Linked DNA regions of Homo sapiens: region 1 is linked to region 2. Evidence: chromatin loops called from intact Hi-C (ENCODE). Cell type or tissue: pancreas. All regions are shown on one strand. Links, peaks and the distances in the headings refer to the core of each region. The heading gives the core; the rest is flanking DNA. Region 1 overlaps IWS1 (interacts with SUPT6H, CTD assembly factor 1). Region 2 overlaps MAP3K2 (mitogen-activated protein kinase kinase kinase 2).

Region 1 (10,339 bases), core at 657-8,656, 160 kb after region 2:
ACAGGCTAAGGCAGGAGAATCACTTGAGCCTGGGAGGCAGAGGTTGTAGTGAGCCAAGATCGCACCACTTCACTCCAGCCTGGGTGACAGAAGTGAAACCCTGTCTCAAAAAGAGGACTTGAACAACATGATAGGCCATTTGGACCTAACACATAGACAAAAAGCATACCACCCAACAATAAGCAGAATACACATATTCCTCAAGAGTATATGGAACATTCGCTGGGACAGGCTATTAGGCCACAAGTAAGTCTTAAAACATTTGAAAAGACTGAAATTATATAAAGTAGCTTTCTAATCACAATGGAATAAAATTAGAAATCCATAGCAGAAAGAAAACCCTAAAATCCACAAATATGTGGAAATCAAATGGTACATTCTTAAACAACCAATGGGTCAAGGAAGAAGTCACAAGGGAAATAAGAAAATAACTTGAGACAATGAAAATAAAAACACCAAAGCTTATGGGATGCAACAAAAGCAATGCTGAAAGAAATTTGTATCTACAAATGCTCAAATTTTAAGATCTCAAATCAACAACCTAGTTTTATACCTTAAAGAACAAGAAGAACAAACTAAACACAAAGCAAGCAAAAGGAAAGAAATAATAAAGATTAGAGCAGAGATAAACATAACAGAGAATACAAAAAAAGAGAAAAAAAAATCAAAGAAAACAAGAGCTGGTTCCTCAGAAATATCAACAAAATTGACAAACTTTTAGCTAGGTGAAGAAAAAGAGAAGACTCAAATGCGAGGACATTATGACCCATTTTACAGAAACAAAAAGGATTATAAAACACTACTATGAACAACTGTATGCCACCAAGTTGGATAACCTAGACAAAACGGACAAATTAAATTCCTGGAAACACAACCTACCAACTCTAAATCATGAAAAAATAAAAATCTGAACAGATCTATAACTAGTAAGGAAACACCCAATGAACAAAAGTTCAGGACCAGATGGCCTTACTGGTGAGCTCTACCAAACATTTAAAAAAGAATACCAATCTTCCTCATACTTCAAAAAATTGAAGAGAAACACTTCCAAACTCCAAACTATGAAGTCAGTATTATCCTGATACCAAAACCAAAGGCACTAAAACTACAGACCAATATCCCTGATAAATATGTTGCAAAAATCCTCAACAAAATACTAGCAAAGAAAATTCAAGAGCACACTAAAAGAATTACACCCCATGACCGTGAAGGATTTATTCCCAAAATGCAAGGATGGTTCAACAACAACAAATATAAATCGATCAATATAATACACCACATTAACAGAATGAAGAAAACAACTCATGATCATCTCAATTGATGCAGAAAAGACATTTAACAAAATCCAACACCATTTCATGATTTAAAAAAAAACACTCTACAAACAAGGAACAGAAGGAAACTCAACATAATAAATGTCATATATGAAAAGCCCACAGCTAATATCATACTCATACTCAGGACTGAAAGCTTTTTATCAGAAACAAGACAAGAATGCCCACTTTTACCACGTCTGTTCAACATAGTACTGGAAATCTTAGCCAAAACAATTAGGCATAAAAAGGAAACTAAAAAGCCATCCAAGCTGGAAAGAAATTAAATTATCTGTTTGCAGACAACATGATATTACATGTAGAAATGCCCAGAGTCCACAAAACACCCCCAAAGCCAAACAAAACTGTTAGAATAAACAAATTCAGAAAAGCTGCAGGATACAAAAATCAATACAAATCAGTCGCATTTTTACATGTTAACAATGAACAATCCTAAAAGGAACTTATGAAAACAAATTATGATAGCATCAAATACAATAAAATACTTAGGAATATACCTAACCAAGGAGGCGAAAGACTTCTACATTGAAAACTACAGGCCATCATGGTGGCTCACATCTGTAATCCTAGCACTTTGGAGGCCAAGGCAGGGGGATCGCTTGAGGCCAGGAGTTGAAGAGCAGCCTGGGCAACATAGCAAGACCTCAACTCTACAAAAAAAATTATCCGGGCATGGTGGCACACACCTGTAGTCCTAGCTATTTGGAAAGCTGAGGTGGGAAGACTGCTTGAAGCCAGGAGTTTGAGACAAGCCTGGACAACAAAGGGAGAATCTGAATCAAAAAGAAGAATGAAAAGAAAGAAAGAAAAAGAAAAGGAAAAAAGGAAAAGAAAACTACAAAACATTAAGGAAATTAAAGAAGACACCAATAAATGAAGATATTCCATGGTCATGATTCAAAGACTTAATATTGTTAAGAAGTCAATACTACCCAGAGCACCTCTACAGATTCAATGCAATTCCTAACAAAATACCAATAATGTTTACTGCATATATAGAAAAATCCATTTTAAAATTCACATGAAATCTCAAATAGCCAAAACAATCTTGAAAAACAACAAAGTTGGAAGACTCACACGTCCTGACTTCAGTGGGGACAGACACACAGACAGTTCTATATTGCAACATGCAGACCAATGGAAAAGAAGAAAGTCCAGAAATCAACTCTTACACATATGGTCAAATGATTTTTGAAAAGACTTGCAAGACCATTCCATGGGGAAAATAAGTTTTTTTCAGTAAATGTTGCTGGGGAAACTTGATATCCATATGCAAATGGATAAAGTTGGAACCTTATTTTACACAACATACAAAAAATCAACTAGAAATGGATCAAAGACCTAAACATAAGAACTAAACTTACAAAATTATAGGGTAAAAGCTTCATAATATTGAATTTGGCAATAATTTTTTTGATATGACACCAAAAGCACAGGCAATAAAAGAAAAAAGTGAGATACAGCAAAATTTAAATGTGTGCAACGAAGAACACAATCAAGAGTGAAAAGGCAATCTAAAGAATGAAAGAGAGTATTTGCAAATCATATAGCTGATAAAGCATTAACATGAGTACACAAAGCACTCCTACAACTCACACCAAACAACCCAATATAAAACTGGGCAAATGACTTGAATAGACATTTCTCCAAGGAAGATATATAAATGGTCAAAAAGTACATTAAAAGATGCTCTACATCACTATCATTAGGGAAATGCAAACTAAAATCACAAGATACCACCTCACATCACTTAGGATGGCTACCATCAAAAAATAAAAATAACAAGTGTTAGCAAGCATATGGAGAAATTGGAACTCTTGTGTACTATTGGTGGGAATATAAAATTGTGTAGCCCCTTATGGAAAGTGTATGTATGGCACTTTCTAAACAAATTTAAAATGGAATTACCATATGATCTAGCAATTCTACTTCTAGGTATATAACCAAAAGAATTGGAAAAAAAAATGGTTGTTTTTTAATATCTCTAAAAGTGAAGAAAAAAAGGTCTTGAACAAATACTTGTACACCCATGATCACAGCAGCGTTATTCACAATAGCCAAAGGTGGAGGCAACCCAAGTGTCCATTGACAGATGAATGGACAAACAAAATGTGGTATATACACACACTGGAATATTATGCAACCTTAAAATGCAAGGAAATTTGGACACATGGACAAACCTTGAGGACATTATACCAAGTGAAATAAGACAGTCGCAAAAAGACAAATGTATGATTCCACTTATATGAGGTACCTAGAACAGACAACTCGTAAGAGACAGAAAGTAGAATGGTGGTTGCCAAGAGCTTGGGGGAGGAAGGAGAGTTCTTTGATAGGTAGAGTTAAAATTTTGCAAGATGAGAAGATTTCTGAAGATGAATGGTGGTGATGGCGATACATTGTGAACATACTCAATGCCACTGAGCGGTAAAACTGTTTAAGATAGTAAATCTTAAAACCGGAAGGGGAAGAAAAAAAGCCAAGCATGAGAGTGCATGCCTATAGTCCCAGCCACTTGGGAGGAGACTGAGGCAGGAAGATTGCTTGAGCCTGGGAGTTCAAGGCTGCAGGGAGCTAGGATCACACCACTGCACTTCAGCCTGGGCGACACAGTAAGAACCCATCTCTTAAAAAACAAACAAAATCCCCCACAACTCTGTATCATCATAGCCAAGTTGTCAAAGTTAGTATCATCAATTCTGGGACAAAACTAAAGTCTATGTTCTTGGAAGAAATATGCTGAAGTATTTGGGGCTCAAGGGGCAAGTTGTCGGCAAGTTACTCTGAGTCTGCAAAAATAGCTCTATGCATATACAAGATGACAGAGTCAATGACGTGGCAAAACGTTAACACTTGGTAAATATCAGTGAGTATACCGGAGTTTATTTACTATTTTTGCAACTACTATAAATTGGAAATATCTTCAAAATTAAAGGTTTTTCTGGCCAGCTAGGTTTGAGCTGCCATAAAACCAACACCAAGGATCATTTATATAGAAACTAATTTTTTCCTTCAAACACAGTACAGGAGAATCTCTTACCATTTTGAATTCCCCGGGTATGGTTTAAAACTTTTTACTTGCCAACATCGTTAAAGTTTTACCCTGTAATAGTGAAATTTTCAGGTAATTGGAGCTTACCCCATTAAATGACAAAATTGTGTAACTTAAAAATCTTTCTTAAATACAACCTTTGTTGTCTTTGTTTCAAATTTATTTTTTAATGATCAGTGTAAGGCTTCACTAGATGCCTCTGCTTTTTCCTTCTCAAGTGTTTTTGAGGGTATTTGTATGAAACATTGCAGAAAAGCTTAGGTTTTTGTCTCCATCTAGTGGCTAGCTATTACCTTCTAATGCCTTTATGCACCTGCTTTTTACAAAGCACTATATCCCACTGTGCTTCTGCGTTTGCTGGAAGTAAATAGTTTGAGAGTTTCTTGTGAGCAGTGTTTTAGTATCTAAACTTCATTATTTTAGCTGTTCAAAGGCTTTTTTGGCCAAAAGTAGTTTTATGTGTTTCTGAAGATCAAGGTGCCAATCCGTATCAGAATAGGATTTCTGAAATTAAAATAATCTAGTTGATAAAACGTTCTTGGGCCTCGTCATCTTGACCTTAAGAGACCTCTCATAATTAAGTCTATAGAGACTATTATCACAAAAATAGAGCAACAAGAAACATAGCTACAAGCTATAATTTTTCTCTCTCCTCTAACTGCTCAACTGCTCTAAGCTTTCGGCATAGTGATTTTCAGTTATATCCATATTTCCTTGAAGACAGTAGTATTTCTTGATCTTTTCTCTGTTATAAGCCCCCATCCCAGAGAAAAATGAAAATCAAAATAATTATCCCAAATAAGAGAAACACATTAATAAGATTTTGTTGGTATTCCATTTCCACCCCAACTGAGGTACTGCAATTCAATTCTGATACGACACACCCAGAGCTGGCATCAGACTCCACGGGTTTAAGAGGTCAGTCCTCCACAATACTGCCCCCACTTCAGATGCAAGCCACAAGTGAGGCATCCAGGCTACTGTCGCTTCTGACCAGCTACAAATTTGGGGTTCTCATAAACCTCTCAGGTTTAAGAACTTGCTGAAATGACTCACAGAACTCAGGAAAGCACTATCCTTCCCTAGAAAACACTATGATTAGTTTTACTACAGAAGATATGAATTAGGAGGGCCAGTCAAATGAAGGGATACATAAGGGAAGGTCTGGGAGGGAAGGCAGAGCTTCTGTGCCCCTGTCCTCATGGAGGGGAATCCTCTCCCTCCCAGCACACCAATGCTTTCACCAACCAAGAAGCGTCATTGAGCTGTGGGGTCCAGAGCTCTTCATCAGGTCCCATTTGGCAGGCATGGTTGATTAAATCAAACAGGTCACTGACTGCGTCTCAATCTCCCGGGTCCTGCTGGCCCAACCCTCTGTAGTAGCTGTTTCTGGTTACCAGCCTCCACCCTAAAGCCCACCATACAGTCACCTCGTTAGCATAACAAGAGACGCTCTATCACTCAGGAAACCACAAGTGTTTTAGACATTCCTTGTCAGCAACCAGGGGCAAAGGCCACACAAATTCCTCATTATACCACAATGAGGGAGGATTGAACCTCTAAGGGTCACAAACCCCTATAATATCATAAGATTTTTTCCCACACAACAAGAAACAATCTTTGCCCCTATTAAGAATGTATCCTCTAAGAAATGAAGAGACAGCCCCCCAAAAACCAGAATGAAATTTTATTGTGTAAAGTTTATAGAAGTATGACTAGTATTCCTTTGTACAAAGTACACAACGGTTTTAAATATAACTGAGAGAAATGTGAGTCCTATGACAACATCTGATACACGCTGAACCATTTACAGACACACTAAAAATGTTTTAAAATATCTTCTTTCTCCAAAGAGTCCATTGCGCATTTCTTAGAGTAGAGATGGGGACACATTCCAGGCAAGGTCACAATGGCATTTTGTTGCCCTCAATGCTGATTTTCACTGCGTGTGCAGATCTGCTTTTTTTCCTTATATCTGTGAACTTTCTCATCTGTTTATCCAGTCGACTGATACCCTTCTTGGAGGTCGCCTGAAACTAAGAGTAAGGGAAAAATTAAAGAGCAAACTACTGAAATACGTAAGTCTAGTTATGTCTTTCATCTTCTTATAACTGAGTTAGCAACCAGAAGAGCTTCTAGCTCTGGAATAACCAGAATGTGTGTTGATGACCTCAAGAACAACAAAGCAAGTATAGATGGTGTTAGAAACGCATATTAAACTCTCTCAGTGAAGAATAATTCTGTTGTCTGTGCTTTATTTTTAATTTTGCTGCAGTCCATGGAGGTCTCCTAGATGGGAGAAAGGGGGGGGGAAACTGAGACTATGATCCTCCCAATTCCATCATGTACATTACGTTTTAACTGCATGCGTTTCCCTTTCGAAGACCAAATGTGGAGCTAGCCGCTTGACATGCACTTTCAAACAGTGCTGGCATAAAAAAGAATGACCTAAAGCAAAGTCAGGTCAGCTGAGAAAAAGCCTTAAGCATAATAAATGAGGTTAGATGATTAGTGAAGTAAACCCCTAAGTGCAGGAGCTCTTGAGTTTTTACACTTGGGGTGAATCCCTGCTCTAATTCAGTAACTTCTGTGACCCTGGGCAAAGCATACCCAGGGTAGGTACTCCTTCCAGAACTGCTGAGAGAAGGAAATGAGATAGTGATGTCAGATCCAAGCACAGAGGCTGAGCACATATAGTCAGTGCTCAAAATAATAGGAGCTATTACTATTTTACTACTTCACAAGCAACTAGATTTACATTAAGTATACTTGACACAAAAAGAATATTAAGTCTTTACCCATTTGCCCTTCATGTTTAAAGGTTTGGTTTGGGGGCTATTTTATATTTTGAAAATACTGCCTTGCAAAGATGTGGTCTCCAAGAAACTGCCATCTTTTAGAAATGCTAGAAAGGTTTGCTGACTCTGTTGTAAAACAATTCAGATGTTTAAGAATGATGACTGCTTAAAAAGAGATGGGTTTTTCTAATTCTTCTCCCCATACATTTACTACTGAATCACCTCTGAAACTCAATTCAAAAGAATGCTAAAATAAGGTAGGGCCTGGGAGACACTCTGGGGTCAGTACCAGCCTGGTGAGCTTTGGTGGAATCTTATCCCACCTGTGGACCCAGCCTCAACTATGACATGAAGCCAGCTGAGCACTAGGCAAGGAACTCTAAGTCATTCTTGACCAAGAGCCATGTTGACCTGTCTTTCTAGGAATATCTCAATTCAAATATTATTCTGTATCGTCTCAATACTTGGCATTCGTACTCTGAGTAAGCATAAAAAGTGTCAGATGAGAAAGAGCTATGCCACCATCACACTATCTCCCAGATTTCCTGGACAGTCCCAAATATCTGACTTCCTTTTAGAGGATGTGCCGTGATCTTAGTACTTGTACTTGGTCCACATCGGAAGCTTTACCTGCTCAAATCTCTGCCAACTACACAATTCCCAGCAGCTTCACACATTAACTGGACTTCCCTTCGCCTACTCCCAGGACCCTCACTAACTGTCTAAGCCCTGATGGATCTGTCTAGCCTCAGCAATCAGGGCACACACGGGCCAGTGGGTTACAAAATATATGACTGGTAGTTGCAGATGCCTACTTACCCCAAGCTTGAAAAGACAGACCAGAGTACCTCATACACCAAGTTCAATGATCTCTCTCCTGATTCATCAAGGGAACGCTACACTTCCTTAGAAATTAAGAGTGTGTGCTACACTGCTTTACCAGAGCAAGGCCAAAAGCAGCTTCAATTATGGTACAACTGTGTGAAGACACAATGCAAAACCACTCAAGAATGCTCACTCAAATGGATTTTTACCATGGTAAGTAAAAAACAAACCCAATAAGGTATAAAAGAATACAATCACAATGTCGCTTGAAAAAAAAACAAAAAACAAAACAAAAACCCAGTAATTGTCTATGCATATGTATGAAAAAAAAAGAAATAATTTAAAATGTTAACATTAAGTTGTGGTGGGATTACAGATGGCATTAATTTTATTTATGCTTTCTGTATTTTTAAAAGTTCATGAAAAAATAGGCATTCCTTTGTCATTTTACTGTTATTTTAGAAGTATTCCACGGAGTAAATGAACATATAAAAAATACAATGTAGCACAGGTTACTACATTATTTAGGAGTAAAAAATCAGAAATCATAAACGAACGAATAAACACATTATATTCATGGCCGGGTGTGGTGGCTCCCGCCCGTAATCCCAGCACGCTGGGAGGTCAAGGCCAGAGGATCGCTTGAGACCAGCCTGAGCAAGATGGTGAAACCATCTCTACAAAGAAAGAAAATACATAATAAAAAAAAAAGCAAATTATATTCAGGATAGACCATTATGCAGCCATTAAAAATGATAAATCGACTAGGTGGTTTAATGAAGGAAAATAACCAAAATTATAATTTGGTCGGGGCGGGGGGTGGTGGGGTGGGGGGGTTGGGCTGTGTGTGTGTGTGTGTGTGCGTGTGCGTGTGTGTGTGTGTGTGTTTTCTAGAGATAGGGTCTCACCTAGGCTGGAGTGCAATGGCATGATTCTAGCTCACTGCAGCCTCAAACTCCTGGGCTCGAGTGATTCTCCTACCTCACCCTCCCAAGTAGCTAGGACTACAGATGTATGCCACCATGCCCGGCTAATTTTTTAATTTTTTGGTAGAGATGGAGTCTTGCTATGTTGTCCAGGCTGATATTTAGTATAATTTTAATTAACGTTATCAGTAGAAAAAAGACAACAAATACATCAAACTGCTTTTGAATGCTAGGACCATGAATAATGTTTCTCTTTGTACTTAAACATTTTCTATAATTATAAAAACTAAGTTCAAGGCATATCTGGAAATACATTTAAAACCTCAAATTGTTAGCCGGGCATGGTGGCTCACACCTGTAATCCCAGCACTTTGGGAGGCCGAGGCGGGCAGATCACTAGAGGTCAGGAGATCAAGACCATCCTGGCTAACACAGTGAAACCCCATCTCTACTAAAAATACAAAAACAAAGTTAGCCAGGTGTGGTGGTGGGCGCCTGCCCTAGTCCCAGCTACTCAGGAGGCTGAGGCGGGAGAATGGTGTGAACCCGGGAGGCAGAGCTTGCAGTGAGCAGAGATTGCACCACTATGCTCCAGCCTGGGCGACAGAGTGAGACACCGTCTCAAAAACAAAAACAAAAACAAAAAACAAAAAACCCTATTTATTTTTTATATTTATTTACATAACTTTGAAAACAAAAATGATACTTAAGACAAAAAGTGTTTCATTGGAAACCCATTTCCATTTCTTTTCCTGGACATGTCTTTTCTAATACTGCTCATTAGCGTCTACAATGTGGAAGCAAGTCCTGAGTGAATATGCAACCCTGCTCCACCTATGGGGAAGTGGGACCAGAACCAGAAACATCAGCACACAGGGACACAGCCCTGGAAACACAACCTCTGCTTTCAAAGCAGATTGGCCACTAAGAGTTTTTATTACCTATTTTCTTTGCCATATTGTAGTTCCCAATTCTCAAAAATAAAAATGTTAAGAGAAATATGAAAGACGGCTAAAAAGAGAGAAGAAACAATGAAAAAGGAGATGGCTCATGCCTGTAATCCCTTTGGGAGGCCGAGGCGGGTGGATCACGAGGTCAGGAGATCAAGACCATCATGGCTAACAGGATGAAACCCCGTCTCTACTAAAAATACAAAAAATTAGCCGAGCATGGTGGCAGGAGCCTGTAGTCCCAGCTAACTGGGAGGCTGAGGCAGGAGAATGGTGTGAACCCAGGAGGCGGAACTTGCAGTGAGTGGAGATCGCACCACTGCACTCCAACCTGGGCGACAGAGCAAGACTCCGTCTCAAAAAGAAAAAGAAAAAGAAAAAGAAAAAGGACAGAAGGGCAAAAAAGAAACAGGTACAGGGGACATGGAGAGGTGGTCAGGGACACGGATATGGG
Region 2 (10,339 bases), core at 537-8,536:
ACTGACTCTGTGTCCCTTTGCCATACCCCCATCATTGTATCCTTGGCTTTTGTTTTGGAGCACTTTCTTGCTTTCTGGCATTTGAAGATGCTCCAGGCTCATCTTGTATATTTCCTGCACCAGTGCTAGAATCAGCCATTTCTCAAGGAGGCCTGGTTCCTTTTAGTGGAGAATGGTATTAAAAAAACAAGATATTGGCCAGGTGCAGTGGCACACACCTGTACTCCTAGCACTTTGGGAGGCAAAGGTGGGTGGATCGCTTGAGCTCAGGAATTCAAGGCCAGCCTAGGCAACGTGGTGAGACACCATCTCTACAAAAAAATACAAAAAAATTAGCTGGGCATGGTAGCATGTGCCTGCAGTCCCAGCTACTTGGGGGCTGAGGCTGAAGGATCGCTTAAGCCCAGAGGGCCAAGGCTGCGGTGAACTGAGATCATGCCACTGCACTCCCGCCTGGGTGATAAAGTGAGACCCTGTCTCAAAAAAACAAAAACAAAAAACCAAGCTTGGGCACTAGGCTCACTTGTTTTTTATTCTCTATTTTCACTCTTATCATTTTAAAAACTCTATTTTTTCTGGGATTATAAATCTAGTTTCCGTCTTTTATAAATCATTTCTCTTCTCATTTTTTTCCACATAGCCCTCATTACTTTGGACCTTCTCATTTTTAACTTTTTCTTTACCTATTCTTAAATAAGCCATTTATTTTATTATCTAATTTTAAAATTTTACTTCAATTCTTATTTTTAACTCTTCCATAACCTTAACCATATTTTATATTACAAAGATTCATTTTCTTGGTTCTCTTACCCTTTTCTTAAAAAACGGTCTCTAAGAAGGAGACTGAATAGTGGAGAAAAGCTACCTTACAGACTGGAGAGGATAAAGAGACCCCACCCCTATCACGGGGCTTCTGTACCTGTCTTTCTGTTCTACCAGCAAATTCCCCAGTCTAGTCAATGATGGTTCCCTAAAGCCTCTCTCCAGAGGAGAGTCCAGGGTCCATTCTCTGCACACCTTAAGTGTAAACATGCCATGACATTAGTGATCTTCTGAAAGAGCACTGTCTAACATTTCCTACCATCCAGTACTTTAAGAAGGAATGTCAAAAAAGCCACCGTCTCTAGAATACTTAACCAGTGGAAGGACAACAAAGCCCATTTTTTACTGGCTACAAGCAGGGCTCTGATAGGGGAAGGAACAGTCCAAGGCAGGTCACAGACAGGGGAAGCTGTCTCTGGGGCGGAATCACCAATATTGAACCAATGCTTATCCACAAGAAGGGCGGAGGAGAAAACGGGTAGCCAGGCTCCAACAGAAGTTTCTAAAAACTTATTTTGGACATGTTAAAAATAAGTTATTAAGGAGACTTTTCAGACATACACAAAGGTAGAGCAGCATGCGCAGCCATCACCCAGCCTCAACATCCATCTGGACAATCCTGCCCCAGCCATACTGCCAACCACTCCCCCTCCCCTCTCTAGGATTTGAAGCAAATTCAAGATGTCATGATCAACAAATGGTTCAGTACATATCTTTCAAAGATAAGGACTCTTATCACACCCAAGAGGATGAACAATAAATTGTTAATATTATCAAATATATAGTCGGTGTTCAATTTGTTACATTAAAAAAAACTAGAATCCAAATGAAGTCCATACATTGGGAGTCACTGATAAATCTTCTAAGTCTTTCCTAAAGTTCCCTCCAATCTCCTTTTCTTTTTTCTTTGCAACTTATGAAGAAACTAAGTTGTTTGCCTATAGCTTTCTCATGGTCTAGATTTTGCTGACTGCGTCCCAAAGAATCATTTTAACATGCTCATCTGTCCTATATGTATATTACATAATTCTGTAACCGAATTTGGAGGCGTGATCAGATTCAGGTTCAATTTCTGGGGGACTGAGGAACAAAACTAGATAGATGATGCTGTATTCTAGACAGTCTCTATTTAAGTGATATCAGCAGCTATTAATGTTTAATGCAATATCTGTTCATTATTCTTTCTCCGCTTGTTAGCCAAAATACTTCTATGAAGATAAGTTTCCTTTCATCCATTAATTTCATCTTCAGTGGTCTAGTTTGTAAAACAAACGGAACAAAAACAAAGGCAGAAGAGCAACTAGTTCTTGAAATAATGAGTTGGTTCCCTAGCAATATAATCAATTAATTTTCATCCTAGGTTTCATTATGACTTCACGGGTCTAAATTGAAAACCAATCAACTATCTTCCTTTTCTCTTACGATTTAAAAGTTGCTCATGGAAATTTGAGAAATACAGAAAAAGTATATAGGAGCTTGGCAACATAGCAATACCCTATCTCTACAAAAAAAAATTTAATTAACTGGGCATGGTGGTGTGTGCCTGTAGTCTCAGCTACTCAGGAGGCTGAGGTGAAAGGACTGCTTGAGCTCAAGAGGTTGAGGCTTCAGTGAGCCATGACAGCACCACTGTACTCTAGCCTGGGTGACAGAGGGTGACCCTGACTCAAAATAAAAAAACAAACAAAGGCCGGGCACGGTAGCTCACGCCTGTAATCCCAGCGCTTTGAGAGGCCGAGGCAGGTGGATCACCTGAGGTTGCGAGTTCGAGACCAGCCTGACCAACATGGAGAAACCCCGTCTCTACTAAAAATACAAAATTAGCCGGGTGTGATGGCACATGCTGGTAGTCCCAGCTCCTAGGGAAGATGAGGCAGGAGAATCACTTGAACCCAGGGTGGGGGCGGAGGTTGTGGTGAGCCGAGATCTCCCCATTGCACTCCAGCCCTGGGCAACAAGAGTGAATCTCTCTTAAAAAAAAAAAAAATAAAAACGACCATCACTCATCCTGCCACTTGATGATAACCACCATCAATCATATGGAAATTTTCCTTCTAGGTCATACTTGAATTTTACAAACTTAAGATCATATTGCACATCCAATTTTATATTTTACATTTATTCTCTTATCAATATATTTGCCCTATGCTTTAAAATCAGCTTACTTCCAGCCTTCTCTTTTGACCAGGATGGCTCATCACTTCTGGCAAAGTTTGAAGAAGATCCACTCGGCGGGTAGCTCCCTCAGTTCCTTTGCCTTGCCTCATTATGAGGGCTAACGAGAAGCTGGCTTGAATGGACATTATTCCTAACTGAATAACTTCTCTATGAGGTTCTTCAAGCTATCAGGTTTCGTACTTAACAAGGGAGGTCTGCCTAAGATGCGTAGATCATGAGCAATGTCCCCATCTTTTCAGACTTACTCTAAGTCCCACTCTAGTACAGGTGATCTGGCTTAGGCATTCTGCATTCTACTCTATCACCAGGAACTGGTTAGGAATGTTCTTGTTGGTCTGAATATGGCCATAATTAGGACGTGCCACACCTCAAAGGGGAAGTGAAAGCCTGGGAGCTCGTAAGAGTCCCCAGCAAGACCAATGAGTAATATCTTTATACATGCAAATACAAACGTGTACACATACACATTTACAGTAATACATTGCTTAATGATGGAGATGCATTCTGAAAAATGCATTTTTAGGCAATTTTGTCATTATGCAAACATCATAGAGTGTATTTACACAAACCTAAATGGTATAGCCTACTACACACCTAGTCTATATAGTATAGCCACTGTTGTAAATGTGGTCCATAATGACGTGGAATCATCATTATGTGGCACATGACTGTTTATTTATTAACAGATGGGGTCTCGCTACATTACCCAGGCTGGACTTGAACTCCTGGGTTCAAGCGATCCTCCTGCCTCAGCCTCCCAGGTAGCTGGGACTACAGTCATGCACCATCATGCTGCTATTCATTATTTTTATTGATTGATTTATAAAGTGATGTCTAAATTTGGGGCCACAACCTACCTTTACAGGACTAAACCTCCAGGTATGTTTTGTAGTATAGATTTTGAAGCATTCTTAAATTGCACCTATCCCCACCACTTGCTTTTGTGTGACTTTATGCATTTACCTACATCCTTTATCCCTGCAAACAGCTGAGTTTTTGAGTTTTAAAGTCAGTTTGACATAGTTGGGGTTCATCAAAGCTCAGTTTGGGGCTCTTTTCTTCGCTTCTCTTCATTCTTTCCCTCGGTAGTGACACCCATTCCTCCGAGTTTAAATTAAAGCATATTGCATGCATTAACTCATTTACTCCTTACAAGAATCCTATGAGCTGGATACTATTATCTCCATCATTTAAGAATGAGGAACTGAGAGACTGAGTAACTTGTCCAAGGCCACACGGTGTGGATAAAAGCCCAAATTTGAATCAGGCCATCTGGCAGCAGGGATCCTACTCTTAGCCAATCTATCCTAATACCTATGCAATATGTATGAAAACATGATCTCACTTGTATGGTCTCTTAAACTTTACTGGTTCTGTGAGCCCCCACAGTAGAGCTACCCATTTGTGGAGACAGGACTGGTGTGATAGAACACTGACAGAGTCCATAAGAAAGCAAGAGAACTGTTTCCCTGTAGTATTTCAGAGACAGATGAATTAATGTTAAATGTCTTACCCACATCACTTGTTTCATTCACATTCACTAAGAACTGTGTACTTAAAATAGAAAATACCTCATTACTTACCTTTGATATCTCTATGGACAATCATATTACTGTGCAAATAATGGACACCCTCCAGAATCTGACGGGTGTATTTCCTAGTCACATTCTCAGTAAGAGCGCCATATGCTTTTAATTGGTCCTTAATTGAACCCTAGGAGAAAAGAAAACAAAAATAAAAACTACTGTATATGGTTTGAAATGAAAACTGCTATTAAATCTTTATCAGTAAAGAGGGCAGGAATTCTCATCTCACTCGTCTAAGCATGTCCTACTTGAATTTTACTTATTTTGTTCTTATTCTGTTTTTAAAGTATTTTATTGACATCTGCTGATTTTCTCAGAAAAAGGAATGGGTGTAACTAGAAAGAACACAGAGATTTTAAAGTTTTTTTCTTTATATACTCAACACTCAAGTTCGAAACATGAGAACATACACAAAAGGAGAATAGATTTTCTTAAGTGTTTTTTAGGGCAGGATAAGGTGCCATCTCTGAGAAAGCTGAATCAGTCTGAAGTGAGGAATAGGTATTTGAATTTTGAAAACTTCCCTAGTGATTCCAATGTATAAGTTTGATTAATAATCCCTTTAAAAGACAGAAATAAAATGCTTCCTGAGGGACAAATCTCTTTTTTGACAGGAAAATACATCCAAATGTTTCTGCTTTTCCTTGAATTTTGGTAAACGGTGTACTCTGTCATATGAAAGTAAATCCTTGGATTTTACAGATTTAACCATTTGTCCTTTCCACTGTTTATGAGCCATCCTTGGAGGGAGAGCATTTTGCAATTCTGTGGACCCAAATTTGCAAACACACATATGGAAAGCGGCAAGTGTGGCCAGTCAACTACTCACACCTACAGTTCAGCACGGCTTGTTTGTTCAGTCTACTGTGTCTCTACTTGTAGTATTATACAGAATAGGCCAGGCACAGTGGCTCACACCTGTAATCCCAGCACTTTGGGAGGCTGAGTGAGGAAGGCAGATCACCTGAGGTCAGGAGTTCAAGACCAGCCTGGCCAACAGGGTGAAACCCCATCTCTACTAAAAATACAAGAATTAGCCAGGCATCGGCTGGGCGTGGTGGCTCACGCTTGTAATACCATCACTTTGGGAGGCTGAGGCGGGCAGATCACCTGAGGTCAGGAGTTCGAGACCAGCCTAGCCAACCCCGTCTCTACTAAAAATATAAAAAATTAGCTGGGCATGGTGGCAGGTGCCTGTAACCTAGCTACTCAGGAGGCTGAGGCAGGAGAATTGATTTAATTCAGGAGGTGGAAGTTGCAGTGAGCCGAGATCGCACCACTGCACTCCAGTCTAGGCAACAAAACAAGACTCCTTCTCAAAAAATAAAAATTGTAGCCAGGAGCAATGGCTCATGCCTGCAATCCCACGACATTGGGAGGTCGAGGCAGGCGGGATCACCTGAGGTCAGGAGTTTGAGACCAGCCTGGCCAACATGGTGAAACCTCGTCTCTACTAAAAATACAAGAATTAGCTGGGTGTGGTGGCATGCACCTGTAATCCCAGCTACACGGGAGGCTGAGGCAGGAGAATTGCTTGAACCCAGGAGACGGAGGTTGCAGTGAGCTGAGATCGTGCCATTGCTCAGCCTGGGCAACAAGAGCGAAACTCCATCTCAAAATTAAACAAATAAAAATTATGGAAATGCATGTATTTTTAAATAAGTAAACATATTAATCACCACCTTGAAAATCATTAATACTAGATGTACTCTATATAATGACAGATGTCACAAATCACATTTTATAACTCCTAATGAAATTATAGACTCTAGTGATGACTATCAATCAGTGCTAAAAACATTAGGTGGATGGCTGAAAAGGAACAGGCTATTCCTATGTGCCACTGCTATACCTCATATTACTTTCTGGTGTGCAGGAAAAAACAAAACTTTACAATGCAGGACTCAATATGTCAATCATCCTCATCTAATGGTAGCTCTTTGCATTGCTACAGTGGAATAACCAGAAATTGGCTCCTGATAGGATGCAACATAAAGTACACAGCTTCATCTATGACGTATCAGATAAAAAAGGCTGAATGTGAATCTAATTTAGACCTCAGATCTAACTTGGAGTTTATAGTAAAAAAGGGATAAAGAAACAAATTAAAATCCGCATGCTCATTTCGGCAGCACATATACTAAAATTAGAACGATACAGAGAAGATTAGCACGGCCCCTGTGCAAGGATGACACGCAAATTTGTAAAGCATTCCATATAACTAAAATTATAAAAAATTTAAAACAAAAAAACAAAATCCACAAGAATGCTACTAGAGAAATCCATGAGAATTTTTTTTTTTTTTTTTCAAATTCTTCCAGATCCTGAGAGTGAAGACTCTTAACAGGCTATCCTCTTCTCTTTGTCAAATCTATATCATGTACAAATTGACTGCTCTAGATAGTAATCCTAGCACTTTGGGAGGCTAAGGCAGAAGAATCACTTGGGCTCAGGAGTTTGAAACCAGCCTAGGTAACAGAGTGAGACCTTGTCTCTACTTCTTTTTAAGAATTATAAAAAATTGTTTAAGAAGAGAGAGATAATTAAGGGGCATAACAATTAAATGTATGTATAGACTGGAACTTGGTGTGAATATATCAGCTATAAAGGGCATTTTAGGGCATTTAAGGAAATCTGAAGATGGGCTGCTAAGATGTCTGTAACCTACTTGAGAATACTTTTATCATTAATGAGTTAAAAAATACAAAGACAGAGGAAGAGGATAGAAAATACTACTCAGCTCTAATTTAAAACTCTTCCAAAATGTCCTTAACTAGGGTTAACATTTTATAATCTACGTTTTTGTTGTTTTTCTTTTATTAACTAAAATTTTAAATAGAATGTGTATTTTCAAAAAGATGTACTAACTTACCCCTGGCATATATTCCATAAATATGGAAAGTGTTTTTTCCTGGGGATCCCTCAAACAGCCATAATACTGAACAATTCGCTCATGTAGCAAGTTTTTCAGCAACTGAATTTCACACTCAAGTGCATTTACTTCCTGAAAGAGAGAATTCATTGTTAAGTCTTCAACAATGTCAGTAAAAGCAAAAAATTCTAACTTCATGGACCATCAAGGTGATTTCATTCTGAAAATTTTAGTTCCCAAGTAATAAACATCTGAAAGTCTCTAACCAATAACTTTTTAAACAGTCCTTGATGATATGCTAAAGCAACACTGACTCAGATTAGGATTATAACTGAAGTACTAAAAAAGAAAAATCCATATTAAAAAATAGACAAACATATCTAATCTGTTTTACAAATAATTTATACTAAAGAAAACTGCTTTTTTTTTTTTTTGAAAAAAAATGCTTCTTATTTAGAATGGAAGGGGCTTAATGTTAAAAAATAATAATGAATAAAGTTTCTTATAATGTGACAAAGTAATTTGTGCAGTGATTTTTACCTTGCTGGTCTCAGGACTATCGGGGTCAAATTGAACTTGCTTAACAGCCAATTCTCTTCCTGTATCAACATCATAACAGAGGTAGACCCTTCCAAAGGCTCCTTGGCCAAGCAGTTTGCCCAATCTCCAGTTGGTCGGAGCTCGAGGTGCTGAAAAAGAACACTTTCTTAAAGTGAAATATCAAACAGCACACAAATAAATGGTTAATAACTAAATGAGCATACTGCATTAGTGACATCCTTCATTGAATGTACTTGGATATAAGGAAAAATTATGATTATCCAAATTCACAGTTACCGTCTTTCAAATTTTTCTCTTTCGTCAATTTTCTACAAATCCTAAATCAAAAAGAGATTCATATCCCAAGACTCATTTTTTTCTGAAATTGTTTTCCTAATTACACATGTGACAGCATCTTTCTTTCACTCAATCTAACATTCCAAAGACTGTAAGATGCACCATTTCTATTCTTCACTGCAGTAATATTTGTACTTAGTTTTTCAGCCTCCACCTACAATGTAGAAAGCTGGAAAGAGTATCATTCCCATCCAAACAACAAGAGAAATCTGGGTAATCTACAAAATTTAACTTTTGTTGAACACATATCAAAAAACTAAGATTGCAGGGCAACCAACTAACCTGAAATCTAAGGAAAAAGTGGTACCTCCAAGGAGAGACAGAACAGAAGCACTGGCTCACTTGTGGCAAAGCACAGACAAAGACCCACACAAGCAAGGAAGAATTCACCTCCATTTTAAACAAATGTGGGCTGGCATGAGAGTATTGAACCCTTGGGAGATCTAGACACAGGTGAGCTCACACCTGCTCTAAGTCTTTTCTGTGGACCTCTACCATGCACTCATAGGAGCAGGAGACACCAGGGAAAGCCTCCCTTGGTGGTCAAGGCCTGGAAAAGGGGAATGGCCCACTGTTGTGGGAAACGCAGAAAGTCCTTCCAAACCCTTTTCCCCTAAGAAACGAGAGCCTTCAGCCGCTGGAGAAAGCAGCAAACCCTGTCACCCCTGCATTACAGTTAAAGACCCACTGAGGCTAGGGGAATGCAAAAGAAAAAAAAAAAAAAAAAAACCCTACCCCTGAGAGAGAGGCTGAGGCTGGAAACCTTCTGTGACCCTGATCATTAGAGCACTCCTACTCCCGGAAGGTGGGCAAGCCCATCTCTGAGAACTGAGGAGATAAAGCCTGCCTAAGACTGAAGCTGGATAGGACAACACAGAACCCTCTAGTCTGCCTCCCCTCTCCTAGGCTGGCAAGTAACAGCAATCCACTTACTGAGAGCATGACAAGGCCATGGAGAGATCCTCCCTCTCTGAGAAGTAGGCACAAAAGAAAGGCCAAGGCTGGGCGCAGTGGCTCACCTGTAATCCCAGCACTTTGGGAGGCCGAGGCGGACAGATCACCTGAGGTCAGGAGTTCAAGACCAGCCTGGCCAATGTGGTGAAACCCCATCTCTACTAAAAATACAAAAAAAAAAAAAAAAAAAAAAAAAAAAGAAAAAGAAAAATAGCCAGGTGTGGTGGCAGATGCCCGCAATCCCAGCTACTCGGGAGGCTGATGCGGGAGAATCGCTTGAACCCGGGAAGGGGAGGTTGCGGTGAGCTGAGATCGCGCCACTGCACTCCAACCTGGGCAACAAGAGTGAAACTCCATCTCAAATTAAAAAAAAAAAAAAAAGCTGATGGAGCAGGACCATTGAGAAAATCCCTTTAGGAAACCAGCACAAGGTAATTAGAAGAATTTAAAGTCAGTGGTGCACAGAGACCATGACAACAACAAAATCCAAACCCAGCTCAACTCCTAACTAGACTGATTGACTTAGCTCCTCACAGTAACGGCCTAGCAGAAGAAGAGCTGTGCCTATTTCCAGGCATACATTCTATTTACCTCCTCCCTTATCCTATACATGATATCTGGCATTCAATGTAAAATGATAAGACACAAAAAAGCAACCCTTCCAAAAAAAATCAAAAGAGAAAGCAATTAATACAACCAGACTCAGGAGGTTCAGAAGGGAAATTTAAAATAACTATGACTAACATGTTAAAGGTTCTAATGGAAAAGGTAGACAACATGCATGAACAGATGGTGAACAGAGCGATGGAAACTACAGGAATGAGTCACATGAAAATGCATGAAATGAAAAACAATGACAGAAGTTAAGAATTCCTTCAACAGGATCATAAATAGATGCAACAAGGCTGAGGAAAGAATCAGTGAACCTGAAAATAGATCAATGGTGGGGGAGAGAGGGAGACAGGGAGAAAGGGAGAGGGAGGGAGAGAGAGAGACAACAGAGGTATGAGACAGTATCAAATAGTCTAGT

Evidence for each region. Hi-C counts contacts between places; a loop is a spot of excess contacts. Peaks named below come from ENCODE experiments on the same cell type or tissue, not always from the same donor. Only the 100,000 strongest peaks of a DNase experiment are listed, where the experiment ranks them.
Region 1: a loop joins it to region 2, with 3 times the contacts of the local background. A loop is called at or near these places in 95 of 110 quality-filtered maps.

Annotation. Positions count from the first base shown.
Region 1 is chr2:127,474,754-127,485,092 of GRCh38, forward strand. It overlaps IWS1 (interacts with SUPT6H, CTD assembly factor 1), which reads right to left. Exons shown (of 14, transcript NM_017969.3): 14 at 6,059-6,422. The coding sequence ends at 6,291. Among named protein-coding and RNA genes, the nearest start is that of IWS1, 47 kb to the right of the region's middle. RefSeq lists an enhancer at 5,054-6,005. In pancreas, for the core only: a CTCF peak has its summit at 4,654 (motif pointing left); no DNase peak of the experiment used is centred there.
Region 2 is chr2:127,310,171-127,320,509 of GRCh38, forward strand. MAP3K2 (mitogen-activated protein kinase kinase kinase 2) reads right to left here. Exons shown (of 17, transcript NM_001371910.2): 13 at 7,999-8,147; 14 at 7,459-7,590; 15 at 4,584-4,713. It also overlaps the pseudogene RNU6-1147P. Among named protein-coding and RNA genes, the nearest start is that of ERCC3, 21 kb to the left of the region's middle. In pancreas, for the core only: no CTCF peak of the experiment used is centred there; no DNase peak of the experiment used is centred there; H3K27ac peaks cover 597 bases.